Linked DNA regions of Mus musculus: region 2 is linked to region 1. Evidence: chromatin contacts called from ENCODE Hi-C data. All regions are on one chromosome and are shown on one strand. The core of a region is the stretch at or near the end of the contact, and the rest is flanking DNA. Distances in the headings are between cores, read along the strand shown.

Region 1 (7,301 bases), core at 1,933-4,432:
GGTTCAGTTGAGTACAGAACTATCAACCCAAGTTCAGTGCTCTTTCACTGATTCAGAGTACAGAAATACATTTAAGGGGGCTGGAGAGATGGCTCAGCTGTTAAGAGCACTGACTGCTCTTCCAGAGGTCCTGAGTTCAAATCCTGGCAACCACATGGTGGCTCACAACCACCTTTAATGGGATCTGATGCCCTCTTCTGGTGTGTCTGAAGACAGCTACAGTGTACTCATACACATAAAATAAATAAATCTTTAAAAAAAAAAAAAGAAAAAAGAAAAAAAAAGAAAACGAAATACATTTAAAATAAAATACATACATCTCAGATCCTCTATATTCAGAAGTTTTTTCTTCATTTTCTTGAGAATCAGTAAAGTCTAAGGCTCTTTTAGTTTCCTTTTTCTGAAAAAACTTCAGAGACAGTCTGTTTTTCTTGGATGGACTGCCTCTTGAAAGCCCATTACTTTCACTAGGTATGACGCCAGGCATTTTCTTTCAAAATTGCAAGGAGTTGACGAGAATTAACTTATTGAAGGAAGCTGTAATCACCAATTAAATCTATTAATCACATACAAAAAGATTTCATTAGTCCCCAGCTATCATATGTAAGTGACAAAATTAGCAACTATGAAAAGATTTACCAAAAGAATGGAACAAATCAGGACATCTTATTTCAAAACCTAATGCCTGACAGTAGACACTTAAGAGTTTATTGCTTATCAATGGTTCTCAACCTTCCTAATGCTGTGACCCTTTAATACAGTTCCTCATGTTGTGCTGACCCCTAACCATAAAATTATTGTTGCTACTTCCTGACTGTAATTTTGCTACTGCTATGAATGGTAATTAATGTAACTATCTGATATGCCAGATATGAAATCCCCTGTAAAAAAGGTTGTTTGACACACTACTGGGGGGTCTTGACTCACAGGTGGAGAACCACTGGCTTAAATGCCAATGATACATATATGCATGCATGCAGACACACCCGCACAAACTTCCTTTAAAATTGCTACTAAATTCTTATTACCATAATGTGGGTATACATATGCATATGTATGGGTATGTGTATATGTACATGCATTAAGAGCCATATCTCAAAAATATCCATTTACTAAAATCATTCATACAATAAGAAGCAAAAACTCTGGGCCAGTGAGATGGTCCAGTGGGTCAGGGCGCTTGCTGCTAACCCTACCAACTTGAGCTTAATCCCAGGGACTCAACTTCTCAAGTGTGCCCTCTGAACTTCCTGTGCACACCCATACACACACAAAGTTTGAAAACAATAGGCTTAAGCAAAATTTCATTTTCTATATACAAAAATAGCAACTGAACAATGGTAAAAATCAGGAATGAATAAGAAACCAAAGTAGTAGTGGGGACTACAGTCTACAAGGCCACTTGTAGTCAATGTGAACTACACATACAAAGCTGGAACAGAGGTCGGAAAAACTTGCCCGTCTCATGTGTGCTAAAGATTACAATATACTTTAGTTTTCCAACTATGCTCTGTTTTGAGACAGGGTCTCCCAGTGTAGCCCTGGCTGGCCTGGAACTCAAAAATCTACCTGCCAGCCTCTTCTCCCCAGTGGGAAGTCCTACGGCCAAGCTACACCCAGCTCCAATTGTTTCTAAGCTATGTGACTAGAAGTTTCAAGGTAAAACTTTAAACGGGAGCGGGGGAGGGAGGAAGAGAGATACGGCAATACCTGTGATACTTTATAGAAATTTATTTTTTATTTGGAACATCTAGAAGAAAGATAATCCTTCTATTCCAATATTCCAAAAATATGAACGAGTTTCAAATATAGGTACCCAAGTAGTAAGTAGTTGAGGTACACACAAATTGATTCAAACTCTACCCCTAAACATTTCACCCCAGTTCACTGTACACTGCAGGGAAACCATTTCTGGGAACCAACTCAGGAAAAACTGGACAACTGGCAAAATTTCCCATCTTATCTGCAACTTAAATTTTTGTCTCTTGGCCCCTTAAATGTTCTTGATGAAATGACCTGTTAGGAATGATAAACCAGCCTTCGCAAAACTGTCAGACTTCCCCCAAGCACTAATGACTCCGGAAAGGTGTCTTCCTGGGAGCCAGTGAGAGAAAAGTCATCAGCCAGCTCAAACAGCGGCCGTCATCTCGGCCAGCCACCCAATCTGGGACCCTCTAAACAGCCAGCCAGCACTGATGGTCACCAAGAGCGCGACACTTTCCCGGGTGCCCAATCTTATGTTCTCCACGTCCCTTCTCAGAGCTTTCAGTCAAAAAAGCCTCTCCAGAACTATAACCCAAGCTTCGCACAATGAACTTAGCCCTAAGTCTTCTTGACCAAATGACACCGTGAATCCTCAGTCCCACTACTTTTCAAATCTGTGTACAATGATAGGATTCAACTCTTCTTTCAAGAAAAACGTGAAACAATAAAAACAAACTCTTGGGCGCAGGGTTAAGACACGTGGCGCCGTACACACTTCTGGAGAAACTGTAAGTCAAGAAAATGCGCGGTAAAATTTCGCAAGCCCCGACCCAGGACACTGCGATCACAAACATCTCTTCTCCCGGCCAGCCTCTCCCATTACGAAAGGCGTGGGCAGAGGGGCACTTGGGTCCTGGGTGTGCCACCCCGGGGGTCGCCGCGCCCGCCGGCAGTCCCTCGCAGCGCAGCCCGAGCCTAAGGGGCCCTCCCCACCGTCAGCACCTGCCGCGCAGCCCCGGGCCCTGAACCCCGGGCGCTCCTTACCCGGTCATGGCCCTTCGCGAGTCCGCGGCGCCGCCGCCGGGGAGACCAGCCGGGCAGAGTGCGGGCGCGACAGGTGAGCCCGGCCGCCGTCCCGGGAGAGGGATCGCTGGTGGGCGCCTCCCGCGGGGGAGTGACCATTCGTCCGCGGAGCGGGAGCCGGGCCGCCGCTCGGTCCTGCCCGCCGCGGCACCACTACATCCCCGGCGCAGCCCGGCCGGGAAGGCTACGGGCGCACAGCGGTGGCGGCGCTCCCGAGCCGCAGGGTCCCCGCACGGCCGCCGAGGGGGAACTTGGCGCGTTTTCCTCAGTCTCAGGACCCCCGCGAGTGAACCCCCGCCCGCGCCAGCGTCGCGGCTGGAGGTGGCGTCCACGGAAAGTGCCGGTTCTCCTCTCCACGTTGCAGAGGCGCGAAAGGCGCGAGCCGCCGCGCGACCGCCCCTCGCCCCCGGCACGCTCGGCTCCGGAACCAGCTGGAACGGTAGTTCCTCCCGGGGCCTAACGGGTTCTGCAGTTTAAACAGCGCAGGCAGCGGCACGGGCAGCTCGCGCGGGTCCTCGCAGAGGCGCGCGCTGCGCAGGAGGCCGGGCTGGCGCGCAGGAGGCTCACTCGCTCGCTCACGCCCTCTTTTTTTTTTTTTTTTTTTTTTTTTTTAATTCTTTTTAAACATTAGCACTCGCGAGTTGAAGGGGAGGGAGCTTACGGGTCGGGAGATGGGACAGGGAGTGACTGGGACAAGCCCCTTCCTCAGGTGCTCAAATGCGCCAATCCAGGCTGAACAATTTCCAAAACCTCATTCCTCCGCCCCACCAGGAAGAGCCAATCAAAAAGTACCTATACGAATAAAACAATTAGCCGGCAGAGAAGACAGTCTGACCAATAAAAAAAGTACAAGGAACGAGGCCCAGCCAATCCCGGGAGAGCATACGGCGCCCTGGAGCGGCTCTTTGCAAGCTCATTGGCGCTCCAGTGCGCGCTTTCTCTGCCGAGGTTAGGGTTCCGCTTTCCGTTTTGTTAGCATGGGGAGGTGGCGAGCCCGGAGGGTGTGGCTTCTGGGCCGAGGCCCCGGTGCAGGCCCGCCTCTTTCTTTCTTTTTTTTTTTTTTTCTTCCCCCTCCTGGCGTGCCCTCTCCGGAAGGGTTACCAAAGACGCTCGGAAAATGGCTGATGCGCTTTGCTAGCTGCTCGGCGCCCGCTGGGCGTCCAGTTTACCGAGGAAGCCGCGGTCCACCCTATCTCAAGTTGTGCGTTAAGAATGAGCACTGCCTTAGCTAGACAGTGCACAGCCGAACGCCTTGGAGCCTCGGGTCCTTCTCCCCTCTCGCAGGCTGCACAAGGGTTTTAGTTCTCAGGCTGGTCTCGCGGCTGGAGCTTCAACGGGTTCTGGCGCGAGCCGGTACCGAATGACCCACAGGCAGCCGCACAGCCTCACCCGGTTTGGGCTTGGTTCTGTATGCTCTGTCTTTTGTGAGATGATCTCACAGTGCGGTACTACAGCTGATGAGAACTCAGTACAAATCCGTTCAAGTGGGGTTTTTTTGTTGTTTTTTAAATGTCCACTGTGTGCGTTGCCCTGTTTAATGCCCATCGTGAGTTGGTCTGTTGAATGGCCACGGTGTGTGTTGCTCGGTTTAGTACCCACTGTGTGCGTTGCCCTGTTTAGTGCCCTCCGTGTGTGTTGCCCTGTTTAATGCCCTGTTGAACTATTTTCAGCATGGTAGGGATAACAAGCGAAGGGAATGTACTCCATGATCTACAGTCTACTGAAGACCGAAATTAAACTGGTGATTTGAAATAGTGTAAATGGTAGATTTTTTTTAAAAAGGTAACCGTTTGGTCGTTTCGATGGGATAATGAAGACTGACGTTTCAGCAGACAGTTCCAGGAAGTGTACTTTGAATGGCATGGAGGGGAGGTCCATTTGTGGGAGAAGATGAGCTGCACATCACACGTGTCCATAGCACCGGGAGCTTTAGAAGCTTGGTGTTGGAAATGAGGACAGGATGCTTGGATAATAGGGAGTCTAAGTACGACGGTAGGAACTGTAGTGAAATGGGCGTATGTGGGAACAAGCAGGATGCACAACTTTCCAGGGTCAGCTGGCAGCCTGAGGAGTTCCTGTCAACTTTTAGGGACCTTCGCCCGGTCCAAACTGGGATTCGTGGCTTAATTCCAGAAACTCATTTTCAGACTTGCCAGTTTGTGAAGCAGATTTGGAGTTTAAAGATACTTTACTGTAGGGGCAGGGAAAGATAAACTACGAAAACATGGCTGTAGTGGAAGGATCCCAGAGAGACCAGTCCAAGAATGGGCACAAACTCAAGGGACAATCGAAACTTAAAAATAATAATAATTATAATAATAAAAGTCATTTATAGGATTTCAAAGTTTCTATTTCTAAAGGATTTCTAAGAAACCTAAAATGAGATCATTGGATGGTTTCTAGAAGGCTCCTGACAGGGTTGGGGTGGGTAAAGTAACTATCCAGCCCTCAGAGATACGAAGAGTTAGGAAAACAGAACTAAAAGTTCATTTAAGATTCTTAGGCGATGTCTAAAGAAAGGAATGAGGCTCTACTCAGCTCTGTCTCCACACTCCAGCCTTAAACCTGGGTTACTGTTACTTTAGCATTAAATATCTTTGTACCAATATCACTGTGTAGGCAGCCTTACCGCAAATGAGTTGGAATTCTCAGCCATCAGAGGCTGACCAAGGGGCTCTCTTCCCTGTCTAAGTTCCTTCTCATAATTCCCCCTTCTGTCCTGTTAAAGCTCTTATTAAATTCGCTGAGTAGCATTGAATAGTACATTGGAACTAGTAGGTAGCAGTGCTTATACCATAACTTGTGGTGGGGGAAAAAAAAAAAGCTAGACCTCAGAGCACAAGCAAGAAGAACCACGAAGAGGATGATTCAGAGTCAAGGACTGAATGGTGACTTGAAATACAGTGACAGTGGAAATGCTAAGCTGGTAGGAGTCGCACCAGGTACAGTGGTGCACACCTGGAATCCCTCACCAAGGAGGCTGGGGCAGAAGAACTGCCAGAAATTCAGTGGGTTGGCATGCTTTCATATATTGAGATATAGGTGTTGTGGTGTGTTCCTATTATGCAAGCACTTGAAAGGCTTAGTCAAGAGACTCGTGAGTCACAGCCCATCTTGATTACATAGAGAGACCCTGTCTCAGGAGGAAGAGGAAGAGGAGGAGGACGACAGCCACCAGGGTTCAGTGGGTAAAAGTTGCTTTCTGTGAAGCCAAACAACCCTGAAACCCACAGTAGAAGGATAAATCCATCTTCCAAAAGTTGTCCTCAGACGACACAAGTGCTGTGGGCTGTGCCTGTGCTCACATTTATACAATAATTTTTTTCTTTTTTTTCTTTTTTTTTTTTTTTCCGAGACAGGGTTTCTCTGTGTAGCCCTGGCTGTCCTGGAACTCACTTTGTAGACCAGGCTGGCCTTGAACTCAGAAATCCGCTTGCCTCTGCCTCCCAAGTGCTAGGATTAAAGGCGTGCGCCACTACCGCCCGACCCCATACAATAATTTTTAAACAGACAAAAGTTGCCTGGCATTTCATATTACCTAAGGAGACCAAACACAGCCAGTAAATACACAGGAAATAAAGCTAGAGTTAATAATTTAAGTCAGTCTTAGGTTGTTGTCCTGTGTAATACATTACAGTGCCATATTTTTGAACTAACAGAATAAGAGATACTGTCAAACTCTGCCTGGTTAACCAAATCTGTTTTCCATTTCTTTGAGATCTGACCATCTACAGCTATTATTCTTCTGTATAATTTACAGATTCAGTATTTAGATCATAACTTATTCCTGGGAGACTACATGCCCTTCCAAAAATAATAAGGGGGACAATTAGCATTCTTTGCTATCCTTTTTTTAAGCCATGTCTAAAAACACAAACAACTAGTGGTTTCTCATAAGGTGAAAAAAAAAATGGAATAAGGACCTCTTTTGATTCATTGAAAAGTAAATTTGCTGGAGTTCACTTGCCCCCTGTGGTGGAGATGGAGTTGTGTGGTCACTGATCCCTTCCAAACCTGGAGATCCTACTACTACTGAGGTTGTACCTTCACCTCACCAGTGACCTTTCCTGGCTTCTCATGGTTTCAAGCCTTAGCTTCTATCCATGACCTTCAAAATCAATACAAGCTGAGAAACTCTTACACATTACCAAATTCAGCTGCCAGCACAAAGATACAACAGCCTTGGACCCTCTGGACCATAGGTTCTGTGTACTAATCCTAATGAGACACTTCCCAGGAGATTTTGCCTCAATGATGCCTGCCTCTTCTTAATCACAGCTAATTCTTCAGCCCTAGCTGACCACACCAACAGCTTCTTTGTTCAAAATATTGAATGGTCCCACCAAATTCTCTAAAAACTTCCCTTTGAAACTTTTCAAGCCAGGCCTTCATCATTTACACTGCACTTAGAATTTTCTTTGAAATTACTGCAATGATAGCTGAGTTCTGAACTCAATGGCCTTTCTAGCCCAAAGTTCCAAAGTCCTTTTACAGTCTCCCCAAAACATAATGGG
Region 2 (7,301 bases), core at 1,667-4,166, 1.0 Mb before region 1:
CACTTGTCCCCACCCCCACAAGCTTGCTGTGACACATGCACCCACATACATGCACATACACAAATAAACATTAAAAAGTAATATGAAGCCGGGCATGGTGGCGCACGCCTTTAATCCCAGCACTTTGGAAGGCAGAGGCAGGGGAAATTCTGAGTTCAAGGCCAGCCTGGTCTACAAAGTGAGTTCCAGGACAGCCTGGGCTACACAGAGAAACCCTGTTTAGAAAAAAAAAAAAAAAGTAATATGAGACAAATGTGACACCTACATTGTATTCTCACACAGCACAGCGTCTATGCCATATTTAGTTTTCTAATATAAAGATGATTTAAGGTAACTGTGTGGATTATAAGCAATTAAGCACCCCATCTTACAGGACCCTCACTATACAATAACAAATTCGAGAGACTAGCAGTAGTGAAGCAGTTTTTAATAAACCATTTTGCAGACAGAGGCACCAGCATTGAGAAAAGGCAAAAATGGCTGATTTGGCACAGGTCAGGGTTTTCTGAAGTTCTTGATCATGTCCTGTTCTCTCTTCTCCCATAGACCAATGCTCCAGAGAGGCCCAGTCTTCAGTTCTTCTAGCATGCCTGCCTTCCCAAAGCCCCTGTTCTCCTGGCTCACAATGCAAAGCCCTACCTGGTGGTGAGTACTCTGGGACCTGAGATACCCCCTTTTCTAATTATGGCACAGTCAAAGTGCAGCCTGCCCGCAACTTCTCAGCTTTCAGAGTGTTCAGACAAGCAGATGCCAGCTAGCAGCTAGCAGCTAGCAGAGAAAGGCCCAGGTCTCCTGCTTATCCGCCACTCTCTGATGAGCTCTAACTGCACCTCACGCTGAAAACAGACCATGACAATTTATTTCTTACAGACGTAATCTTTTACAGAATTTGCTAACTGCAGAGGTCCTGGACTGATACCCTTGAATGTACCAAGGAAAGACCTTCATGTAAAATGCAATCCTGTCTTAAGCTTAGTCTCCAATGGGCACATATGACTTACAAACATAAATTCACTGGAATTGTGTTAATCTACTCTAGTGGTATCTATGAGAAAGGAGCAGTTGCTTTATGGAGATTTGATCTTAAGGGAATCACCCCTGGGGAGGAGCGATGCTTAAGAGAATCTGAGCAGCAAGCTGGGGACAAAGACCTAGGGTATAAGTATGGCGAGCCATGGGATGGTGGGAACGATCAGTGGCGTGATCAAGACAAGGAATGAGACTGTTAAGCGCAAAGTCAGCCAAATGCAGGGCATAGGTAAAGGCCCACAACAGTGCTACAGGGAATGAGCAAGCAGAGTCACCCTCCCTGAGGGGGCGTTTCAGCAGAGAGGCGGAAGCAGCAGGGCTTAGACGACGATAAGGTGGCGAGTGGCAGTGTAGGAATCCTGGAACTATTAGAGTTTGGCCAAAGAGGGAAGAGCAACAGGCCAGTGGCTAATGCGTGATGATGTTTAGTAACTTTCTGTTGTTGTCTTCACGCTTTCCTTCTCACTCCACAGTACTCCCAAAGTGGCAGAAATCCATTTGAACCCTAAAACTCACACTATGCTAAAAGCTCCTACCGACAAGGCTCACTCCTGCCTGGGAGCCTTCCTTTTCCCCACCCATTCTCTGTCCTGGGCATAGGCCAGGGGACTGCTGAATGAGGCCCCTGTGAGCAAGGGTGGAGCTGAAGGGATCCTCCCCACAGAGCTGACCGGCCTCTCTCCCACATGGAAAGCTGTGGTGGTCTGAACACTCCTGGGCATACAGATACAAATCCCAACTTCTTTCTCTGTTTGTCAATGTCTGACCCATCCAGGAAAGTCTACATACAGAGCTCAGTTTAGATCTTGAAAACTGGAAAAAGAAGGTCTTGCAATTTATGAGTCCCTCGATTTTCAGAAGCCACTCAAGTGGTACCGGAAGGTCCGTGCTGGATTCAATGTTCCCGTTATAGTTTTGGTAAATTCTTTAACCTGCCCAGGCTTTTTAGTACTCTCCTCGGTGACTTTAAAGTACCCATAATAGCGTCTTCCTTATAGGGCTTCAAGAGGGTTCTTGAGACACACCAGTGAAATGTTTGTCACGGTGCTTGGCAAGGCAGCTTGAAATAAGTTGAAATACAAGTTATTGTTGAAGGGAATGGGCCCCAGAGGAGCTGAGAGAAAGTCCAATGTTATTGTAAATATACAAAGAAAACGTGTTCCTTAAAACTTCTTTTAAAGTATCTTGTAGAAACAAATAACCAATTCCAAATCCACATTTACAAATCATCAGATTTATAGGAGAAAAAAAAGTTTCACCTCTCTAGTGGACCTGCTCAATTAAGACAGTTAACCTTCTTAACCAGGGGGCGGAACTGGGGGCGTTGCATTAATTTCCTGGCCTGTCAGGACAGCTTGCATAAGAGAGCCCTTGGGTATATTGTTATTGCTTTAATGAAAATTCAGGTCCAGCCCCCTTGGTGGAACAGGTCCAGCAGAGACTGGACTTTTCAAAAGCCTGAACCCAGGCAGCAGGCCCGGCAGGGGAGGAAGCGCCTTTCCCAAGCCAACCAGAGGGCAGGGAGAGAGGCTTGGCACCTGCGGGCCCAGATCGCTGGCTTAACGCCCCAGGGGGATGAGTGCTCCGGTCACCCCGGCCCTCCCAACACCTGGCCTCGAGTCAGCGGGAGGTGCCCCAATCCCAGACCAGAATAGCACAGCGCCACGCAGGGTCTGCACGGCGGGCTCACCTTTCCCCGGCATAGCCATTGCGAAACGTGGGGTGTGGGGGGATGGGGTGGACGGGAAGCCGAATAGGGGTGTGGGGGCGGGGGTACTGCCAAGGTCAAGGGAGCGTGCGCGGGGCGGGGACGGGATGGTGGCGCGCACGGAAGCGCCGGCCCAGAGAAGCCCGCACGTAGCACACGCTCAGCCCGGCCCGCGCGTCCCTTACCCCGTTGGCTGCAGCGATGCGTACGATGAGCTGGATGGCCTCGGTCATGTAGAAGCGGCCGTCCCCGCCCACAACCAGCGTGGCCTCCTGCCTCAGCGCCGGCTCCACGGTAGAGACGATGCTCTGGATGAAATTCTCCGCATAGTTGGCGTTGCTCTGGAAAACCTTCACTCGCTTCCGCAATCCGCTGGTGCCCGGCTTCTGATCCGGATATGCCTGCGTCTTCACTGTCACGATCTTCACCATGGTGGCGGTTGGCTGCGAGGCGACAGTGGCTGCGGCTCTGGCTGCTGCAGAGGGCTCAGGGTCCGCTCTGCTCTTGCCCTGGAAACGATGGCCCAGGGCCTGCCCACGGCCCGCCCACTTCGCCAAAGTCCGGCTGCCTGGGAAGAGGGACGGGTCACGGGGTCGAGAGGGGCGGAGTCTCCCCGACTGACACATCTCTACCTGAGCCAATGGTCTATATAAAGAAACTAGCTCTTTAACTGGAGAGCAGAGCTTCATCTATCGATCATAGTGCAAGGACGAAGAGTTCAGCACGTTACTGTGATTGGACTAGAGTGTCACGTATACATTCCAGAAGCTGGTCTAAAAGACAGAAAAGCCATCCTCCGACTTTTTTTTTTTCTGCAAGGACAGGCTCAACCCCAAAGTTATATTCAGCTTTCTACTTTTTATGTGTTTGCTGTGGGCCACATGCTACTTCATTAGTGATTGTGGATATCCGAAGAACTGATTTGTTTAGTGTATAGTTTCTAGATCTTCCAAAAGTACGGGTTTTATTTTTCCGTGCTTCTGCTCACAACACTGAGAAATTCCGATAATAAAATCCTTCCTCGCCGGGCGGTGGTGGCACATGCCTTTAATCCCATCACTTGGGAGGCAGAGGCAGGCAGATTTCTGAGTTCGAGGCCAGCCTGGTCTATAGAGTGAGTTCCAGGAAAGCCAGGGCTACACAGAGAAACCCTGTCTCGAAAAACAAAACAAAATCCTTCATCACTTGAGGAAGTTCAGCTCAGTTTGGGTCTGAACAAGCCAGGCAGGCTCTTACCAGGGTTGGCCTGTCTGTCATCCATCACGTTTGACAACTAGGAAATGGAAACTTTGAAGGCAGCCTAGATAAACATAGATACAGCTATAAGGCGTCAAAGGATTACTGTGACAGCGGACCCAGTGATTGTGAAAACAGCAAGAGCTAAGGCAGTCAAAAAGGATTTGATTATTCGGTAGGAATATTTTCTTCTGCCTTTCTTAGTTTTTTTTTGTTTTTGTTTTTGTTTTTTTGTTAAGAGTCTCTGCTTGACAAATGTGTCATTTTAGTATACCAAGAAAACAAATACCTTTAAGAAAGTTAAGTCTGTGAGTGTCCATCTTAAACAAATGTAAAACCTTTCAAAAAGGATTTCTGCAAGAAAGAGGTTGTGGTGATGATGACTGTGCCTGTATTCCTACACACACACACACCCAGAGAGAGAGAGAGAGAGAGAAAGAAAGAGAGAGAGAGAGAGGGAAAGAGAGAGAGAGAGAAACATTCCATAGAGGCATAGACCTATACAGACTTGAAATGACCCCAGCTTAGTACAGTCCACGTGAAATCAGTATTAGTTGATGCAGTCATCAGACTGTACTTAAAACCTATCAAGCCTAAAATTATCAGCTCCTCTCTCCAGTTGCAGTACTAGAACATACTGATAACCCATGAACTGAGCTTGTACTCATACTTTCACAGTGGCTAATTGGTGTCTCTTGATCAAGCAGGGAGGTTGGCTGACATATGTAAGTTCTGCCTCAGAACAAATGCTAATAGGTATATGGATATGAAGTTTATGTGTATACAGCATAGCTGGTTATAATCACTGTCATTGAGCTTCTGTGGTAGCTATGTGGAAACTGACAGCTGCTCATAATTTCTAATATTTTCCTAAGAATTTACAGCTTATAGTCATATTTTTGTAAAGTAAGTTGTGTTTTCAAACTCATTAGGTGAGAAAATTAGTTAAAGGTAGAATAGTGAGTGTGACTGAGATTACCTAACTCAAAAATGAAAATATAGCATAGAATCCTCCAAGTCTTACAAACATCCACTTTAGATTTATATAGTTTACATTAGTGCTTTCACCTAGGTACTAATAAAAAGTACTCAACAAATGGTATCACACAAAGTGCTGGGCTCAGACTCGGAACCCATGCATGCCCTTCCCGAGGTCTTAACTGTCTATGGAAGTATGATGAAGCTGTTCACTTAAGACTGGATCTGTACTTCTCTCACCTCAGAACATGCAGCAGTTAGCTTCAGCCACATAGCAAATCCATCTAAAACTTATTAGCTTAATACATCCTCCATGCATTATCCCTCGGGCTGTTGTTTATGCAAGTGTTACAGCCCTAAGGGGAAAGACTGCCCCAATTCAAGTGTTACAGCTCTGAAGGGAAGGTATCCTGGCAGTCAGGAGCCAAGGAATACCAGAGTCACACTGCACAACAAACCTCACACAAGAGATACACGGGGAAAGACACGAAAGGGTGACTGACTGCCTGTGCTCAGGCAAGAAGCAGCAGAGAACTGAGCAGAGGCAGGCTTCTTGTATGGGGTTTTTTGGGGGCAGGGTTTACCAGGTTGGAGATTTCCAGGGCGGAGGGGGATTGCTGAGATTTCAAGTCCTGAGCTTGGAGTGAGCCCAGGGATTGGTGGGTTTTGAAAACCCAGAAGTGAGCTTGGAGTTTTTTACCCTACAGGTTAACTGAGCCATTATGCGGATCTGAGCAAGACTCAGCCAATCTTGGCTAGATCCAGCGTCTCCTTTACAGCCCCTATGATCCTAGCAATCATTTATGTAATCCCTTCGAATTACTTTTCCAGTGCTATGTACCAAAATAACACACACACACACACACACACACACACACACACACACACACACACACACACACACACGGTGATTGAAAGTGCCCATTTATTACCTCAAAACTCTTTAAGTCAGAACTCTGCCACATTTGGCTGTGTTCCACATTCTCAGCATATGTAAAACGATTGAAATCATGGTCTTGACTGGGCTGGGCAAAGTGTTAAAGGTAAATCAACATAGATGCCACAGTCTAAATACCCAAAGTCCAATCGCCTGTAGCCATGTAGCCGTGTATTGCAAACTGCACTCATCCTGATTGCCCTCAACCACTACTATCTCCAGTCATAACCAGCACAGAAAGTCCTTGTCATCATGAGTCAACAAAACCTACCAGCTACAGGCAGCTTACAGAGCTGTGCTTGCCATGGAAGGATGCTGATGTGCGACAGCACTGTGGAGGGAGCCTGGGCTTTATAAGGCGAGCAGGCTTTTGCTTCTTTCTTAGAGAAAGAACTGCTTGGTGAACTACTCTGGCAACAATAAACTACAATTTAGAACTGTTTTGAGCTGAGTGCTTTGGACACATCTCTTGAGATTGCTAAGAACACTGTTTTCCTGGCATCTGTGGAGCTGAGACCCCTACTTCTTTGGAAGCTGTAATCCACTCCACTTGGCTACACTGTCCTCAGGATCAAATCTGACTTATTCTAAAACTGACTTGTGTGTAAGGTGCGCACACTCCAGCACTGCAGCCTGAGAACACCCTGCAGAAGATTGTTCTCTCCTTCCAGCATGAGTTCTAGGGGTAGAACTCGGGTTATCAGGCTTGGCCCCAGGGCAAAACATACATACATACATACATACATACATACATACATACATACATACATACATACATACCAGTCTGTGTGACCTGTATCACGAAATCTCAATAGCTACAGTTGCCCGTACTAGACCATGCCAGTAAATGCTCAGGCAAAGATGGGCAAAGAGCTGTTGGAGAGAGGCAACACACATGTCTACTCACCCTAGATGGGGAGCCCGTGACAGACCATAGTACAGATCCTGTGTTACAGCTCTGAGGGGAACGGGTTCCCCAGTGGAAGTGTTTCAGCTCTGAAGGGAAAGGTACCCTGGTAGTCTGGGGCCAAGGAGTACCCCAAAGTCACACTGCACAACACCCCACACAGAGATTTATTGGGAAAGACACAAGAGGGTGGCTGCCTCTGCTCGGAAGAGAAATAGCAAAGAACTGAGCAGGAAGCTGGCTTTATAGAGGGTTTCTTGGGGGCCAGAATTTTCCAGAGTGTGTATTTCCAGGGTGGGGATAGGTGGGACTTCAAGTGCTGAGCTTGGGATGAGTCCAGGGATTGATAGATTTTGAGCTTGGAAACTGGGCTTTTCAGTTCAGGGATTTGTGGGTTTCAAGTCAGGGATTGGTGGGTTTTCAAAACCTGGAAGTGAGGTCAGACTTTTTAACCCTACAGATACCACCAAAGTCCAGATTGGTAAACCAATGAGTTGAATTGGTGT

Evidence for each region. Hi-C counts contacts between places; a loop is a spot of excess contacts on that map.
Region 2: a map of T-helper 17 cell shows a loop between it and region 1 (7-fold over the local background). The contact joins the promoter of BC062258 here to the promoter of Usp1 in region 1. A Hi-C loop is called at or near these places in 2 of 37 maps with a recorded cell type or tissue (T-helper 17 cell and v-Abl transformed pro-B cells).

The regions. Positions count from the first base shown.
Region 1 is chr4:98,919,691-98,926,991 of GRCm38, reverse strand. It overlaps Usp1 (ubiquitin specific peptidase 1), which reads right to left and starts at 3,182. Exons shown (of 9, transcript NM_001301414.1): 1 at 2,749-3,182; 2 at 318-556. The coding sequence starts at 487.
Region 2 is chr4:99,925,433-99,932,733 of GRCm38, reverse strand. It overlaps BC062258 (a long non-coding RNA gene), which reads right to left and starts at 2,916. Exons shown (of 2, transcript XR_003955079.1): 1 at 2,720-2,916; 2 at 407-2,089. Pgm1 (phosphoglucomutase 1) reads right to left here and starts at 3,283. Exons shown (of 11, transcript NM_028132.3): 1 at 2,923-3,283. The coding sequence starts at 3,168.